Linked DNA regions of Homo sapiens: region 2 is linked to region 1. A link is an interaction called in ENCODE POLR2A ChIA-PET data of the cell type or tissue named here. Cell type or tissue: IMR-90. All regions are shown on one strand. Each heading gives the region's core, and the rest is flanking DNA. Links, peaks and the distances in the headings are about the cores only. Region 1 holds the start of LINC02670 (long intergenic non-protein coding RNA 2670). Region 2 has its middle 56 kb from the start of LINC02670.

Evidence for each region. ChIA-PET counts read pairs that join two places held together with the same protein. Peaks named below come from ENCODE experiments on the same cell type or tissue, not always from the same donor. Only the 100,000 strongest peaks of a DNase experiment are listed, where the experiment ranks them.
Region 2: POLR2A ChIA-PET joins it to region 1 with 13 read pairs; 4 of 35 experiments call an interaction of 5 or more read pairs at or near these places.

What each region holds. Positions count from the first base shown.
Region 1 is chr10:10,057,220-10,065,566 of GRCh38, forward strand. It overlaps LINC02670 (long intergenic non-protein coding RNA 2670), which reads left to right and starts at 1,503. Exons shown (of 4, transcript NR_120636.1): 1 at 1,503-1,579; 2 at 2,072-2,250; 3 at 4,433-4,544; 4 at 6,077-6,283. In IMR-90, for the core only: no CTCF peak of the experiment used is centred there; no DNase peak of the experiment used is centred there.
Region 2 is chr10:9,998,336-10,006,682 of GRCh38, forward strand. No RefSeq gene overlaps it. Among named protein-coding and RNA genes, the nearest start is that of LINC02670, 56 kb to the right of the region's middle. In IMR-90, for the core only: no CTCF peak of the experiment used is centred there; no DNase peak of the experiment used is centred there.

The sequences.
Region 1 (8,347 bases), core at 61-8,060:
CTCTGATGATAAAATACCAGATGGCTTACATAACCAGATGTTTTCCTCATTGTCCTATTTTTCTGTTCACTGCTACTCGGTATACTTCTTGAATTTGTATTTCTTTATTTATCTCCATAAATATTGGCATTTTCTATACTTCCAGCCTCAGCCATCTTCAGTATTTTACCCAGCCATTCCCTTTAGAGGGTACTATTCTTTCCTAAGGAAAGGTGATCCTCAACTCTTCCAAGTCTTTGAAATAGGGTCTCACTCAGCTGCCCAGGCTAGAGGTCAGAGATGTGATCGTGGATCACTGCCACCTCCGCCTTCTGGCTTCAAGCGATTCCCCTGTCTCAGCCTCCCCAGTAGCTGGGATTACAGGCATGGGCCATCACGCCCAGCTAATTTTTGTATTTTTAGTAGAGACGAGGTTTTGCCATGTTGGCCAGGCTGGTCTTGAACTCCTGGCCTCAAGTGATCCTCTCACCTTGGACTCCCAAAGTGCTGGGATTACAGGCATGAGCCACCAGGCCCGGACACTTCCAAGTCTTTATTTATTAAACTAGTGGTACCCAGAACACTCGCCATTGCCCCTGCTTCTCCTGTATCACCCGCTGCTCAGATCGGCTTTTCACATCTCCCTGTCATCAGCAAGTTCTCTTTGGTCACCTTTCTCAAAGTATATACTGAAAGCTCTCTATCATTACTGTCAGAGCTTTGGACAATCTCTTGCTACACTAACATGGATAATTTCAGTAGCCTCCAAACAGATCTTGTTGTCTCTACTCTTGCACAGCTTAATCCATCTTCCACACAGCTACAGGAGCACTTTCTCCAAAGCACAGAAACTGCTCATCAGATACCCTTCCCACTTGCTAATATGAACCGTAACTGCCTAGAGGTGAGTTTGTTTCAGTCAGCTTTTTTCAATTCACTGGGAGAAAAATTAGCTTTAATACAAAAAGCTGTGCATAATGCTTTAGAATAGGCAAGGAAAGCAGTCTCTTTTAAAAGCATCTGTCAGATAAAATGCACCTTAGCAATGGCATAAAGAAAACATCTTGCCTGTAGAAGAAATTTATGAGGCAAGAAAAAAAAGATGAAAGGAGGAGCCTATTGCAGAAGTAAATTAGAAATCTAGGTAAAAGAAAAATATCAGGGCAGCACCTCCTAAATTAAACTTAATTGAAAGAGATTAAGCTGAATTAAAATTGATTAGGCCAAGCCTGGCATCATTATGAATTTTAATAATAATAATAATAATATTCATTGAACACCTAGTTGATATAGGGTAAGACACTGTCCCTTCCCCTGAGTTTATAATCCAAATTAGGGAGGGAGAGTGAGTTGGCTGAAAAAGTAAAAGCGAAATAGACTTCAAGGAAATGAGTTCTAATAGCACTGACTCCATTTGGAGAGTAGTTTAGTGTTGTAATGGGAGTAAGTAACCTCACAGAATGTTAGATTCTTTGTAATTATTTAAGGGAGGAATAAGGTTCTGGAACTTTAGCCAATACTGTAGTTACTGGTGAGGTAAAAAAGTGTCAGTCTGGGTGGAAAAGGAAACAAAAAATAAGGGAAAACAGTATGAGATATGGTAAACAAGGAAGAAAACTGCATTATTACTCCATTTAATGGAAAATAAGCGTTCAAAAAACATGTAGTTTCTTGTAGATCTTTGCAGTATCTTAATTTTCTAATCATTAATTCTATCATATAATTATACCTTGATTTTTTATTTTATTTTACTGCTGAAAAAGTCAATAGCTTATTGATTTTAGGTTTTAAAATTAAGTTTATTAATTTATTCTTTCAATAGTTGTTATTTGGAGGCATGATTTAAAAACAAGTTGAATTATTTTTCTTGTACCTCTTGTAAACACCTTAAAAAGTCTAATTCCAAACAATAGTTCTAAGAATATCTTGAGCAATGACAACAACTTCAAAATGAATGAGTAGCTTTTTAGAGTGTTACATTGAAAAAACTAAGCTTACTGTGCTTTATTATACAGCCACATTTTCAAAGATAAACATAGACTTCCCAGGGATAGTTTTTCCATTGCTAGTATCTGCCTCCTTCTCTTCAAAGATGCACATTACAACTAGCAAGGGTGAGGACGGTGTAGCTTCGTCTCCTTCCTCTCTCAGACGTATCGTAGAGAAGATGGATCTTTCCTTCCGCCATCTCTGCTAATTGATGATGTTTGAGCTCTTCCTTGGGGAAGACATCAGCAGTTCATTCACTGCAGTTGCCAATCATTGAATCAGGTAGAGTATGTTCCCCTCTTATAACGGGAAGCTTTCAGTAAATCAGATATGACGATGGGCATGACTTTGGAGGTATAAAGTGACCAACATTATGGTTCCATAGCAGGTATGCTTTCCTCTCTTCCCAAGAATAAAAGTGTGCTGCCCTACTCTCAGGAGATTCCCTGAAGGACTCAGAAGAAATGGACAGATTTAATCTAGTATAAAAAAGCATGTACCCATTTCCAACAAATATATCACTACTTCTCAGAGTAGGGAAATACTGTACATATCAAAAATGTGGTGCACCAATCAAAATTACATAAAATCAGTGATGTAAATCATAAACTTATGACTCTACTATCCCCAATGGTATAACGATTATAAAATATTTTTAGATTAAAAATAAGTACCAAAAGATAACATAGGAGACTATCTAGGGGACCTCAGATTTGGAAATGACTTTTTAGATGCAATAGCAAAAGCATGCTTCATGAAAGAGAAAATGAAGTTGGACTTTATTGAAATTAAAAACATCTGTTTCTGAAAGACACTGTTAAGAGAAAGAAAAGATAAGCCACAGGCTGGGAGAGAAAGACAATACTTGAATAACATGTATCTGATAAAGGACTTTGTTTCCAAAATCTACAACCAGCTCTTATAACTGAGCAATAGGAGAACAACCCAATTAGACATGGGCAAAAAATCTAAACAGACAACTCACCAAAGAAGATAGACAAATGTTAAATACACATATGAAAAGGTGCTCAACACTGTACATTCGTTAGAGATTGCAAATTAAAACCACAATGAGATACCACTACACTTATTAGAATGGCAAAAAAATCAAAACACTGACAACATCAAATGTGGGTGAGGATGTTGAGCAACAGAAACTGTCATTCACATCTAGTGGGAAAGCCAAATAGTGAAGCCACTGTCAAAAACAATCTGACAGCTGCTTACAAAGCCAAACATAGTTTTACTATACAACCCAGCAATTGTGCTCTTAGGTATTTACCCAAATGAATTGAAAATGTTATGTCCATAGAAATGCCTACACATAAAAGTTTATAGCAGGTTTATTCATAATTGCCAAAAATTGAAAGCAATCAAGATATCCTTCAATAGGTGAATAGGTGAATGGATAAACAAACTCTGGTACATCCATGCAATGGAATATTATTCAGAGATAAGAAGAAATGATCTATCAAACCACAAAAAGAGACAAAGGAACCTTAATTGTGTGTTACTAAGTTTAAGAAGCCAATGTGGAAAGGCTAAATGCTGTATGATTCCAGGTATATAACATTCCGGAAAAGACAAAGCTGTACAGATAGTAAAAAGATTGGTGTTTGCCAGGGTTATGGGGGAGAAGAGGGAAATACCTGGGGCACAGGCTATTTTTAGGGCAATGACACTGTTCTGTATGATGCTGTAATGGTGGATACAGGATATTTTGCATTTGGCAAAACCCACGGAATTGTACTACTACACAAAGAATGAAACCCAATGTCAACATGGACTTTAGTTAATAATAATATATCGATATAGTTTCCTCAGTTGTAACAAATATACCACACTAATGCAAGATGGGAATAATAGGGAAAAGTGAGGGTATGGGGGAGATGGGGTCTATGGAAATTCTTTGTACTTTACCCTCAATATTTCTGTAACTCTTAAACTATCCTAAAAATTAAAATCCATTAAAAACAAATAGAAAATACACTATCAGCTCCAACACATGGAAAACTCTAGTATTACCATGTCCAATATTTCTGAGAATTCCAAAGCCATCTAAATATCTGGGGTCCTCCTGCGCAATAAGTAGATGTAGGGTAGTGACACGTTCCCTAACATATGTTTCTGTAATTTAGTTTGGCGAAGAGCTTGTCTTTGTTTTGCTTTTTTTTTTTTTCAAGAAACAAGGTGTCACTTGATCTTTTGAATAGGTTCTTTTCAAATGTTCTTACCTACTGACTGTTAAAGTATTCAAGGCAAATGATGTTGCCATATTAATACAATTTATTTTGGTTAAAGCAGTTTGCCTTAAGCTGCTAACGCAGACTCAGTGCTCTGTGCAATTGATGGGTGAATGATCAATAGAACACCTAAGATTCTCATAAAATCCAGCCTCCAACACTGTGACAATGAGCCAGATTAAGAGAAAACTTCAGTTGGCTTTCTGTTGTCTCTCTTACAGACTGGCTTTCCAGGCATTCTAACTGAATTACAATAGACAAAAATTAGTTGACAAAGTCAGCAACGTAGACCATGTAAACCTCATGATTCCTTATAGTGAAATAAACAGTGAGGTAAGTACAGATAAACTTTAACATTTCAGTGAGTTAATAAACAAAAAGCCCTTTATTCATGTGAGAGTATAGTCATTGGTATGTGTTGAGAGAATGGATCCACACAGTCATTCAGGGAACCCAGGCTGATGAAGGTTTTGACATTTTCAATGGGTGGTTTCTATAGCAACACTATCTGTTGTTATCCATCCAAAGGATGATGAAAGAGAGAGAGAGAAAAAAAACAGCACGTGGAAAGTTTCTTGGTCCAGGTGTATATCACTTCTGTCTATACCCCATTGGCCAGAATTATTTGTTCACATGAACACACATAAGTACATGGGAGGGTGGGAAATATGGAGATTAAGGAAGTAGATGTGTTAAATATATATGATATATAATTATACATATGTATTCCAAGTACATACATCTCATTCATTCTATTCCAGAATTAATAGCTTGTGATGAGAAGACAGGACTGGAATAGAATTGAGGATGAAATAAATAAAATTTAATTAATTAAACAAGAGTAAATCTTTGCATGACAGCATGTCATGTGTTAAGGGATCTGATTAACACAACTCTTTGTAGCTGACATAAAACTACAATTTTTTTAAAAAAAGGAAAGCAAGTTAGTAAACCCACTAAAAATGGACAGATTTCTTTCTCAACTTGTTGAGGAGAGACATCATAGGATTCTTTCTATTATTTTAAGTTCCATCAAGTTTTTTCTCTCCCCGGAGAGCTAATTTCTTACTGCACTCTTGAGTCATGACAGATAATTAGAAAATCTGGTCAGGCTTTTGCGGTGCCATATTTCTGCAAGTTTTGTATTGTTATAAAATAGCTTCAGGGGAGACACACATACCAAAAAAAAAGGATAATAAGGGTGAGAGTACATTAGCCTAAAGTATAATTTTATTGTTTTCCATCTGTTGTAATTATGAAAATAAACTCATTGGTACTCTGATCAGCAGGATAAGTCATCAGAAAGATGCTTGTGTCTAGCAACATATCTTGTTACATGTTATAAATAAGAACATCTTATCTGTATGGCTTTTTTCCCCCTTAGGAGCAGAGCCATTGCAATCTTCCCACTAGAAGAGTCATATTTTTTCCCCCTCAAACCAACATAGCTCAAGGGAATAGTATTTGTTTCAACCAAATCATTACTGCATATGGGATTTAGATTTGCATTTGCACCTATTTCCAAGGTGACTGAAAAAGCGTTATTTTAAGAAAATAACAATTTAAAAATCATAGTTGGAAGGGTATGTTTTCTCTCCACTTATTGAGTAAGAATAATATGTGTGCTATTGAGTGTGTAGGAGTACCCAGTGAGCATTTGTCAACTAAGTTTTACAGTGACAAACCAACTGAGTCAAGAAAAATAGGCTCGATTCTTCCTCTCTCGCTCTCTTACTGCCTGAACTATGGAAAGCTTACTCTAAAGCATGCGCTGATTATTTTTAAATAGTAAGGGTGATTTCATTACCTTAAAGAGGACACGTGATTAACTGCCTTAACTCACTTCTTGTTTTCTCTAACTTCAGGAAGTGACATAACTGGCATTGATGATGGAAAAAATCAAAAGGAAGATTGTTTTCCTACAGCATCAATTTTATATTTTCCTAAAAAATACTGTGAAAGGTTAATGGCTACTTATCCATAAATATTGTCTTATATAATGTATTTTTCATTACTGGTAGAAGAAGGAAATCATAGAAACAAAAGAAAGTAAATTTTTAGATTTTAATAGGGACCAGTGATTCTCTCAATTCTTAAATATCTCTAGTCATCAGCCATATTTGAGAACCACTGCTCATGGTAACTCATTAATTTTAGAAATACAGGCCAGAGAGTGAAGTCATACAACTAGGGGCTGGCAGAGTGAGGACACGGTGAGAAAGTGGGCTTTTTTGGTTTTTGTTACCTCCCTCCATGACAACACACACACACACACACACACACACACACACACACACACACACACAATTATAAGAAGAAATGTGAGCGCAGGATCTTGTTGCTATCACTCATGATAATTCTAGTTGACATACAGGAACAAAGAGTGATAGGTTTTCTTCACCTTAACATGATGTGAAGGCCCTGCAAAGTAGTGAAATATCTTTCCTAATTTAAGGGATACTGAATGGACTCAACCACTAGCAGAAGGACATCCTAGCAGAGTACTGAGAATTTTCTTTTTGGAGTGTCCCAGTCCATCCATGAAGAAGGCTGCTTCAGTATTTTGAGTTTCAGCATTTCTCAGTTTGGGGTTTTTGAGCAAGGGTTGCTACTTACAATTTTCTAAAGACCCTGACCTGAGTTAGATTTCCAGGGGATTGATGATACACTGAGTGGAAGAACCATCAAGAGTCCAATTGATGGCCCCAGGGAGCTGCAAAGAAGGTGCTTCTCATAGATTAGTTGATTTCAATTTCTTTGAAAGGAATGTGGTCCACTGGACAACTTCTTACTGTTCCTCCTGTGCTCCTGTCCCTAGATCTCCAGAACTCATAGTTTAGTTTTATAATTTTTTGTTGTTGTTTTCTGAGACGGAGTTTCACTCTTGTTGCCCAGGCTGGAGTGCAATGGTGAGATCTCGGCTCACTGCAACCTCCACCTCCGGGGTTCAAGTGATTCTCCTGCCTCAGCCTCCCAAGTAGTTGGGATTACAGGCATGCACCACCACGTCCAGCTAATTTTTGTTTGTATTTTTAGTAGAGACGGGGTTTCTCCATGTTGGTCAGGCTGGTCTTGAACTCCCAACTTCAGGTGATTCACCCGCCTTGGCCTCCCAAAGTGCTGGAATTACAGGCGAGAGCCACTGTGCCCAGCCTAAACGTGTATTATAATAAATATATAATATTTACAACTTTGTAAACATATGTAAATAGGAGTTGTTTTAGAAAATTGTGGAATTGTTAAAGGAGTCTCCCACCTCAAACCATTTTCCCCAGGGTCTCTCAGAGTACACAAGGAAATATGAGTTCCTCTTGCTTTGACATCTGGGTGGGGATGAATTAAAGAACATTCCAATGCATAGTAATTACCTTGTAATCAAAGTTAAGTGTAAGGATCAAGGAATTCTGATTGGTGCTAAATCCATTTCATAAAAAATAAGCAATCTCAAGATTTCTCAAAGGAGTGAATGACTGGATAAACAACCAATCGGAGACTGAAGTGAAGTTACAAAGGCCACACGCCTAGGCAAACATCTGATGAACCAAATTACCTCATGAATGGGAAAAAAAGTTAGACAGGACAGAATCCGCTTGCAGTTGGCTAAAAAGTTGGGAATTGTTTGGTGAAGAATAGAAATCACTGGAGGCCTTTTAGTAGGAATATAGCATGGCTAGATTTATGATTTTGGAAGATTTTCTGGCAATGGGAAGTGTTATGCTAACAGAAAATACACAGTGACTTTTAATCATTCTGTCATAATCTCACTGTATTATTCTGTTCTCACATTGCTATAAAGAAATACCTGAGACTGGGTAATTTATAAGAAATGAGGTTTAATTGGCCCACAGTTCTATAGGCTGTACAGGAAGCATGACATCATCTGCTTCTGGGGAGGCCTCAGGGAGCTTCCAATCGCGGTGGAAGGCAAAGGGATTGTGAGGCGTCTCACACGGTGGGAGCAGGAGCACAGAGGGTAGCAGATGCTACACACTTTTAAACACCCAGATCTCCTGAGAACTCACTCAGCATCACGAGGACAGTGCCAAGTGGATGGTGCTAAATCATTCACGAGAAACTGCCCCTGGGATCAAATAACCTCTCACCGAGCCCCACCTCCGGCCTTGGGGATTACATTT
Region 2 (8,347 bases), core at 348-8,347, 59 kb before region 1:
ACTGGAATTGGATGGCCAATCTTTTTGAACATAAAGTCATAAAACTTGCTAAAATTTGAGTAAACCATTGATATGGTTTGGCTCTGTGTCCCCTCCCAAAACTCATCTTGAATTGTAATCCCCACATGTTGAGGAAGGGACCTGGTGAGAGGTGATTGGTTGATGGGGGCAAGTTCCCACCATGCTGTTCTCATGATGGTGAGTGATTTCTCACAAGATATGACGACTTAAAAGTGTTTGGCAGTTCACCCCTCACTCTTCTTCTCTCTTGCTGCCATGTAAGACGTGCCTTGCTTCCCTTCCGCCATGATTATAAGTTTTCTGAGGCCTCTTTAGTCATGTGGAACTGTGAGTCAATTAAACCAGCTTTCTATATAAACTACCCAGTCTCAAGTAGTTCTTTATAGCAGTGTGAGAATGGATTAATACAATCATAATATGAAAGGAATAAATATCAATGAATTTGATAAACTTGTGAGCTCTAACAATATTACTAGGTAGCTTTCTGTCAGTTAGAAAAGGTTTCCTAGTACTTTATCTGTTAGATTTCAGTTATTACCTGGTCAATTGTGTACCTGTATTTTTATCTGAAAGTAAAATTTTTTTTGCAGAGGTATAGCATGGTGTCTAGTATACACATGGTTAAGTCCAGGAGTTACGTTGTTAAATGGTTTAGAAAAATCCTAAAGATTTTATATAGGTGTTTGAAGATTTACTAAGTGCTACGTAATTCAAAAGCATCCATGCCTTTTCTGTATGGTTCTGTTCAGTTTATCTTCTTATAACCTTGCTTGAGGACAAATTTAATGAACATGTTTAAAGAATTTTAAGACAAAGAAGAATACGTAACATTTTTTTCCATACAGAACTTACTTTGGGACCCTTAAATTATATATTTTTGTCATTATTATTTATTTAAGCTTGTAACTTCACTTCACTTAGATATCAGAAGAGATAATTTGCAGATTTTCTGATTTCAGACCTAACAAGAAATGAGTATACCAAAGGATGCCTGTATGTTGGGAAAGAAAATGACTGGTTCAGCAAATAGACACTTTTCAAGAAAATATGTTGACTTCCTTAAAAAAAATGGCACGTTAGCAAATCCTTGTGAGTGAACCCACTGACTCCACCCTGAAGTAACTGAGAGTGTGCAGGTTTTCTCCAGACATCAAGACTGATCTCTGGGTCATGTGCTCATGTCAGGTAGTCATGTTATTTGGTTTTAAGGCCACAGAGAAGCATCAAGGCTCATGTAATGAGTGTTGATGGGATTGTGACTGTGGAGCCAGGGTTCCTGGGAATATCACAAGATCCAAATTATCCACAAATAGAGATATTCCCTGATACTCTGAAAGCGTGTTCTTTGGAGAGGCGAGCTCTATTAAATGACACAAGTAAAAGACAGATTCTGATCATGGCTCTTCCAAGCTTTCTTGGAGGGACTAGGGCCACATGGGAATGCCAGAAGCCTGCTCGACATCCACATCCAGGAGGCTGGAGAATGGCTTGCTGCCAACCATGGCTGAGGGGTTAAGAAGAAAATAGAGTCATGAATCTTTTATTTTTCCTATGTTCAGGCCCACTGCGAGCTTTACCAATGTTATTTCGTTCTATCCATTGCATTCTGTCCCTCTCATTCTATCTCAAACCCACAGGGTCCACAGTGTTCTTTCTATTTTAGAGCCTAACAAACAACCCCACAAGCTGAGACTCAGAGAGATTACACATCTTCTTCAAGACAACAGAGCAAGGAGCAGAGCCAGGATTCAAAACCAGCTTTTTTCTAAATCTAAACCTCATTCTCCTTGATCGTTCATCTCCACACTCCCTAGGTCCAGTTCTGGCTTTATTTTACTTTATAATAATGAGTCCATATATATGTGCCAGGCTGAGATCTAAGTGTTTTCCAGCAATCAGTCCTTTCAACAATCCTACATGGTAGGTTCTGCTATTAGCCTCATTTTACAGATACAGTAGCTAAGGTACAGAAAGGTACCTTGCCTGCAGTTACTCGGTTAGTGGAGCCACAGTCTAGTTCCATGCTCTTAACCACTTATACTAGTAGCACTCTATGGCATCCTTTACTTTTTACTTATTTATTGTCTGTTTACTCCATTCCCACTATAATGTATGGAGGTATGACCATACATAATGTATAATAATGTAAGCTCTGTGAGAACCAAGATTTGTTTTTAATCCACTACCTCTTCTCCAGGGCTTAGAAGAGTGCCTAACATACTGAAGATTCTTTTTTGCATATATTTAAGGTGTACAGCATTATGTTTTGGTATGCATATATATGGTGAAATGATTACCACAGGTAAGCAAATTAACCTATCCATCACCTTCCATAGTTACTTCGTGCGTGTGTGTGTGTGTGTGTGCGCTTGATAAGCGCATCTGAAATCTACTCTCTGAGCAAATGTACATTATACAATATCCTTAACAATAGTCTTCATGCTTTACATCATAACTCTACAATTCATCCTACATTCTGTAAATTTGTACACTTTGACTTCTCCCTAATTCCTCCATCACCCCTTCTTCAAATATTTAAGATTCTTAATCAAAACTTATTGAATAAATCATGCTACTTATTTGGGGACACAGGGAGCTGATATTAGAGCTGGGGATTCTCAGGAGTTAGGTCCAACGTAAGTCAACCTGGGACGCCTGGAGAGAGGTGTTTCCTGCTGTGCATGTGGCTGACCACCAGGGTATTTCTTGGGTGCCCAGACAACAGAATTCCTTGGTGAGAAATCTCTGTGGTGCTTTTTTTGAGCATTATTCATTCTGGCAGGAGCATCTAATTAAAAGAATCATAACCCTTTTGATGGTAGATTTCAATGGGGTTCCCTTAGATCCTTATCTCATGTGGATGTTAGATTCAAAGTAACACAGAATTGAGAGTTTGACAGCTTATGTTACAACACAAACATATGTGACCTTGGGGAAGTTTTCAGCATCTCTGAGTTTCAGTTTTATCCTTTCTAAATCAGTCTTAATAACATTGAGCTCACAGTACTCGGTTGATAATCTGGTCCACAGTAGAAATACAAGTTCAGTTGTGTCCTGGAATTAGAGCTCTGTTATATCTCATTCCACCTCCTGTTGGGAATGACAGTTGGAACAGCCCGACTTGTCAGCATTATGAGATGGTGACAAACTCCCCTGATGTTGAGGCAACAGTTTCACCATGGCTGCTCTGTGTCTTCATTCCTGAAGAGTGAGGTGAAGAGGGCAAAAGTCAAGTCCACCTGATGAAGTACAAGGTCATCCCCCACAAAGAGTGTGAGCAACCTTAGAGAAAGGTAGAAGAGGAACCCCAATCAACAACGTTTGCATGGGTGGACATAGAGCCAGGGTTAGAGAAGCAGAAAGTATTAATATTTTTAAAATACAATTTGGTTCCTGCCTGAAACCCTGCCAAGCTGGTAAAGAAAATGACAGTTCTGGAACAGTGTTCCTTAACTTATTATTGTCATCCCGGAAACGTTTCTCAGCATTTTCCACCAATCACCTCTGTACTCCTATGCAATGTAAATACTGCAGATATACTGTGTATCTGTGTATTCATTTCCTAGGAATGCTGTAACAAATAACCAACAACTAGGGGGCTTACATACTCTCTCACAGTTCTAGAGGACAGAAGTTCAAAATCATGATGTTGACAGGACCATACTCTCTCTGAAGGTTCTAGGATCCATCCCTGCCTCTTCCTAGCTTCTGGTTGTTACCAGCAATCTTGACATTCCACGGCTGGTGGATGCACCATTCCAATCACAGGGCATTCAACCTGTGCGTCTTCACATCACCTTCCCTCTGTTTATGCGGCCGAACTTCCATCTTCTTGTAAAGACACTAGTCATTGGATTAGGGCCTACCCTAATCCAACACAACTTTACCTTACTTTGATTACATCTACAAACACTCTATTGCCAAATACAACCCCATTTTCAAGGATCAAGGTAGGTATGTACATTTGGAAGACACTTCAACTCAGAATAATCTGTTTTTATACTATATTCAGGGGTCCCCAACCCCCAGGCCATGGACTGGTACTAGTCTGTGACCCTTTAGGAACCAGGCCGCACAGCAGGAGGTAAGCAGCAGGTGAGTGAGCAAAGCTTAATCTGTATTTACAGCTGCTCCCCAAGGCTCAAATGACCACCTGAGCTCCACCTCCTGTCAGGTCAGCGGTGGCATTAGATTCTCATAGGAGCATGAATCCTATTGTCAGCTGTGCATACGAGGGATCTGGGTTGTGTGCTCTTTATGAAAATATAATGCCTGATGGTTTGAGGTGGAACAGTCTCACCCCAAAACAATCCCCCAACCCCCTAGTCCATGGAAAAATTGTCCTCCATGAAATGAAACCAGTCCCTGGTGCCAAAAAATTTGGGGACTGCTGATATGTGTGTGAGTGTGTGTATGTGTGTGTGTGTGTGTGTGTGTGTGTATACTATATTATACTGTATATGTAATATATATATTCCCTGTGCTTTGTAGAAAAGTAATATAATTTGTTTGCACCAAAATCCAGTTTATGCTCCCGTGAGGAAAATATTGTCCCCATTGAAGACAGAAGTAGGCACAGTGGGGCTGTAGGTCAAATCTGGCCTGCCACTTACTTTTGTAAAATGTCTTATTTGCACATTCCCATGTCATTTATTTACATATAGTTTATGGCTGCTTCTGGACCGTATCTACAGGGCTGAGTAGTTGCCACAAAGACTATCTGGCTCACCAAGCCTGAAATATTTACCATTTGGCCTCTTACAGAAAAAAAAGTTTGTCATACCTTGCTCTATATCAGGACTGAGAAATGGATGTGGAAAAGTTCATCAGCTCACAGACTGACAACTTATCACATGATATCTTGGCATTATGATTTCATAATATTCATAGGGCCTAGGGTATTGTCATACCAGGTGTTCATTACTGTGGAACAAAGGAAATTCAGCAGAGGCCAAGCTGATTCCAGAAGGCTATTTAGGTTGAAGGGTGTTTTTAGATATTATGAGCTTATTTGGATTTGATCAGGATCAAGGGTTTTAATATCAGGAGAAGCAAGAAGTATCACAATGTAAGAAAATTGAATGTAAAGTCTGGGTATTTTGCTAAGATAGGAAAAGGGAAAGCTTTGGTTAAAAAACATAGGCAGAAACCATGAAGCAAAGATAAGCTGATGTTAATAAAGCCATAATTGGCAAAAAGACAATAGTATTACTAGGTAGCATTTATATAAAATAATTTTTTTGGATGTTCTAAGATCTTTCCACGCACTATTAAATTCTCAAACACAAGGAGCTGAATATCATTTTAATCATAAAAACATTAGCAATAACAGAAAAAAGATTCAGCATTTTTTGACCACTCTGAGGCCAAGCAAAACAAAACAAAACTTGTGTTCGCTCATCTCACCCAATAGTCAACACTAAAGACCTCTGTGACTGGTTTATGTGGATTTTATTTTCCACACACCAAGCAAGCAATCAGTTCTGCAGTGGACACCAGCTGGGTGTCCTCTAATTCAATGCAATTCTGATACAATCTACCTGGAGGTAGCGTCAGATCCCACAGGTTGAGGGCTCAATCTCCAAGATTGCCCTCTCCTTTTGATGCCAATCACAAGCTCTAGGTGGCTTTACCTGTGCTTCTGACCAGGTTGCTGTAAATCGGGGTTGGGTGAATTTGCTAGAGCAGCTCACAGAACTCAGGGAAACACTTACTTACATTTAGGTTTATTAGAAGGGATATTACAATGGATACAGATGAAGGATGCATGGGACGAAGTATGGGGCAAGGGGTGTGAAGCTTCCATGCCCTCCCAGGGTGCAACCCCCTCCAGAAACCTCCACATGCTCAGCTATCCAGAAGCTCTCTGAACCCTGTCCTGTTGAGTTTCTATGGAGGTTTTCATTACATAGGTGTGACTATTTAAACCATTGGCCATTGGTGAAACCTTCGATGTCTTCCCTCTTCCCAGAGGTTCTGCTGAAATTCCCAACCTTCTAATTGTGCCTTGGCCTTTCTGGTAAGCAGCCACATCCTGAAGCTCTCTAGGGGCTTCCAGCCACAAGCCAACTTATTAACATACACAAAGGCACTACTTTGAGGATTTTAGAAGTTGTCTGCCAGGAAACAGGGTCAAGACTAAATATATGTTTCATATCACAACCCTCTACTCTGCAATATAACCAAAGCTTAATAATACTGTCTCAAAACCGGCAACTTATTTCTCTCCATTTTACTGATGGGAAACTGATGCCCAGTGAAGGTATTTGCACAATATTAGAAACATACTCAGGAAGTGGCAAAACCCCATCTTTGAACCCAAGTTTGTCTGACACTAAAATAGATTTGCTTCATTTTTTTTCAGATGCACACCAGGGGTATAGACAGACAAGCAGAATACACGGTTCAGGAAGTCAATAAAAGTAGAACAAAGTGACAAAAAGGATGGCAAGAGGGAAAAGTATTGCGATTTCTTTTTTTAGAATAAGGATCCTTTCCAACTTGCTGTTATCTTCCACCCCCTGCATGAGCTTCTGCATGAGCTTCCAAACTCTCGCAGGTATGCGTTTGTATATATTGATAAATTCCAATTAAAATAACAGATAAAGACATCAGCTTCCTGTTGAGGACTTCATAGAGTTACGATTTTTTTTTTTTTTTACATCTGATCAAATGACATCTACTGATAGGGTTTTATACTAATAAAAAATTTTAACTGAAATAGAAATACCCAATTCTGCCCCACCATCAATATCTCGTCAGGAAAAACATAAAACATTAGCTCTTAAATAAATTTATTTAGCACATACTGAATATTCGTACTGTCCCTGATAGCTGACCCTGCCCTTCCCTGTTGGGCACAGGCCTGGAGAAGTTCATTTCCACTGGGCCAATCCAAAAGGAATGATGGAGTGGGAAGGTGAGCATCTCTTACCTGTGTCTGATAACTACATCAACCTTATAATGCCTCTGGGAGTTTTGTTTTGTTATAAAGTTGAGGTCTTACTATGTTGCCTAGGCTTGCTTCAAACTCCTGGCCTCAAGTAATCCTCCCACCTTGGCCTCCCAAAGTGCTGGGATTACAAGTGTGAGCCACCACACCCAGCCTCCTTTGGGAGGGTTAAATCAGAATATATATATAGAGAGAGTAATATTATATAATGTATATATATAAAATGTATATATACATCCTATCTTGTGCCAAGAATTCCTCCATATACTTTATATATACAACATATTACATATATAACATGTTATATTATATATATTATATGTATATATAACAAGTTTTTTATATATTTATATATATATATAAAATAATCCTAATCCTAATCCTCAAAACCTGTGAATATGTGACCTCAAATGGTAAAAGGGACCTTGCAGATGTGATTGAGTTAAGGATCTTGAGTTGGAGAGATTGTTCTGGATTGACAGGTGGTGCCCATGAAGTCACAAGGTTCTTATAAAAGAAAGGGGGAGCCAGGAAATATGTAAAGACAAGAGTTGAGAATGAACCAGAGGCAGCATGAAAACGACTTAACCAGCCACTTTTGGCTCTGGAGGCAGGGGAAGGACCATGAGCCATGGACTGCAGGTGGCCTGTAGAAGCTGAAAAAGGCAAGGAAGGCACTTGTCTTCTAGAGACTCCAGAAGTAACACCGCCCTGCTGACTCCTTGATTTTTACCATTGTAAACTTCAGACCTCCATATTGTAAGATAATAAATGCGTGTTACTTTGAGCTACCAAGTTTGTGGAAAGCAGCAATAAGAAATGAATACAAGCCATCTGTATACTCTCCCAGGACATGTCAACAGACATCATATCCCCAACCTTCTTCACTGTTCACTTAGATGCCCCCTGATTCCCCTTCTCACACCTGAGAGAGATGGAAGATTGCCCTTTACAACTCCAAATGCAATTTGTATTACTAAGCAGGAGGCCATTGAGTGTGACACTTTTGAACAAAATTAGTCCGCTGAGGTCCAGATTGCCAAATTCTTTGCCAAATAGGTGGTCTGATGTACTGCTAAATAGGTGGTCTTATGTACTACTTTGTCCAGAGGAAAAACATTGCAGACCTGGATGCATGCACTGCTTCCAGAACACACCCTGTAGCCCTGACTCTAACTTTAGTATTGTGCATGGCTATATATTCATTTCAGGAGACAAAATACTATTACCTCCTCCCTCTTCCAAGACTGCATGCTGAAAGATATGAAAAGAAATGTAGTTAGGGTAAAATAGGCGGAGATGAAAACGTAGAAAGACAGCATTTCTGGCTACTTCACAGTTTAGTTCCCACACCATGGAGATGACAGGAAAGGC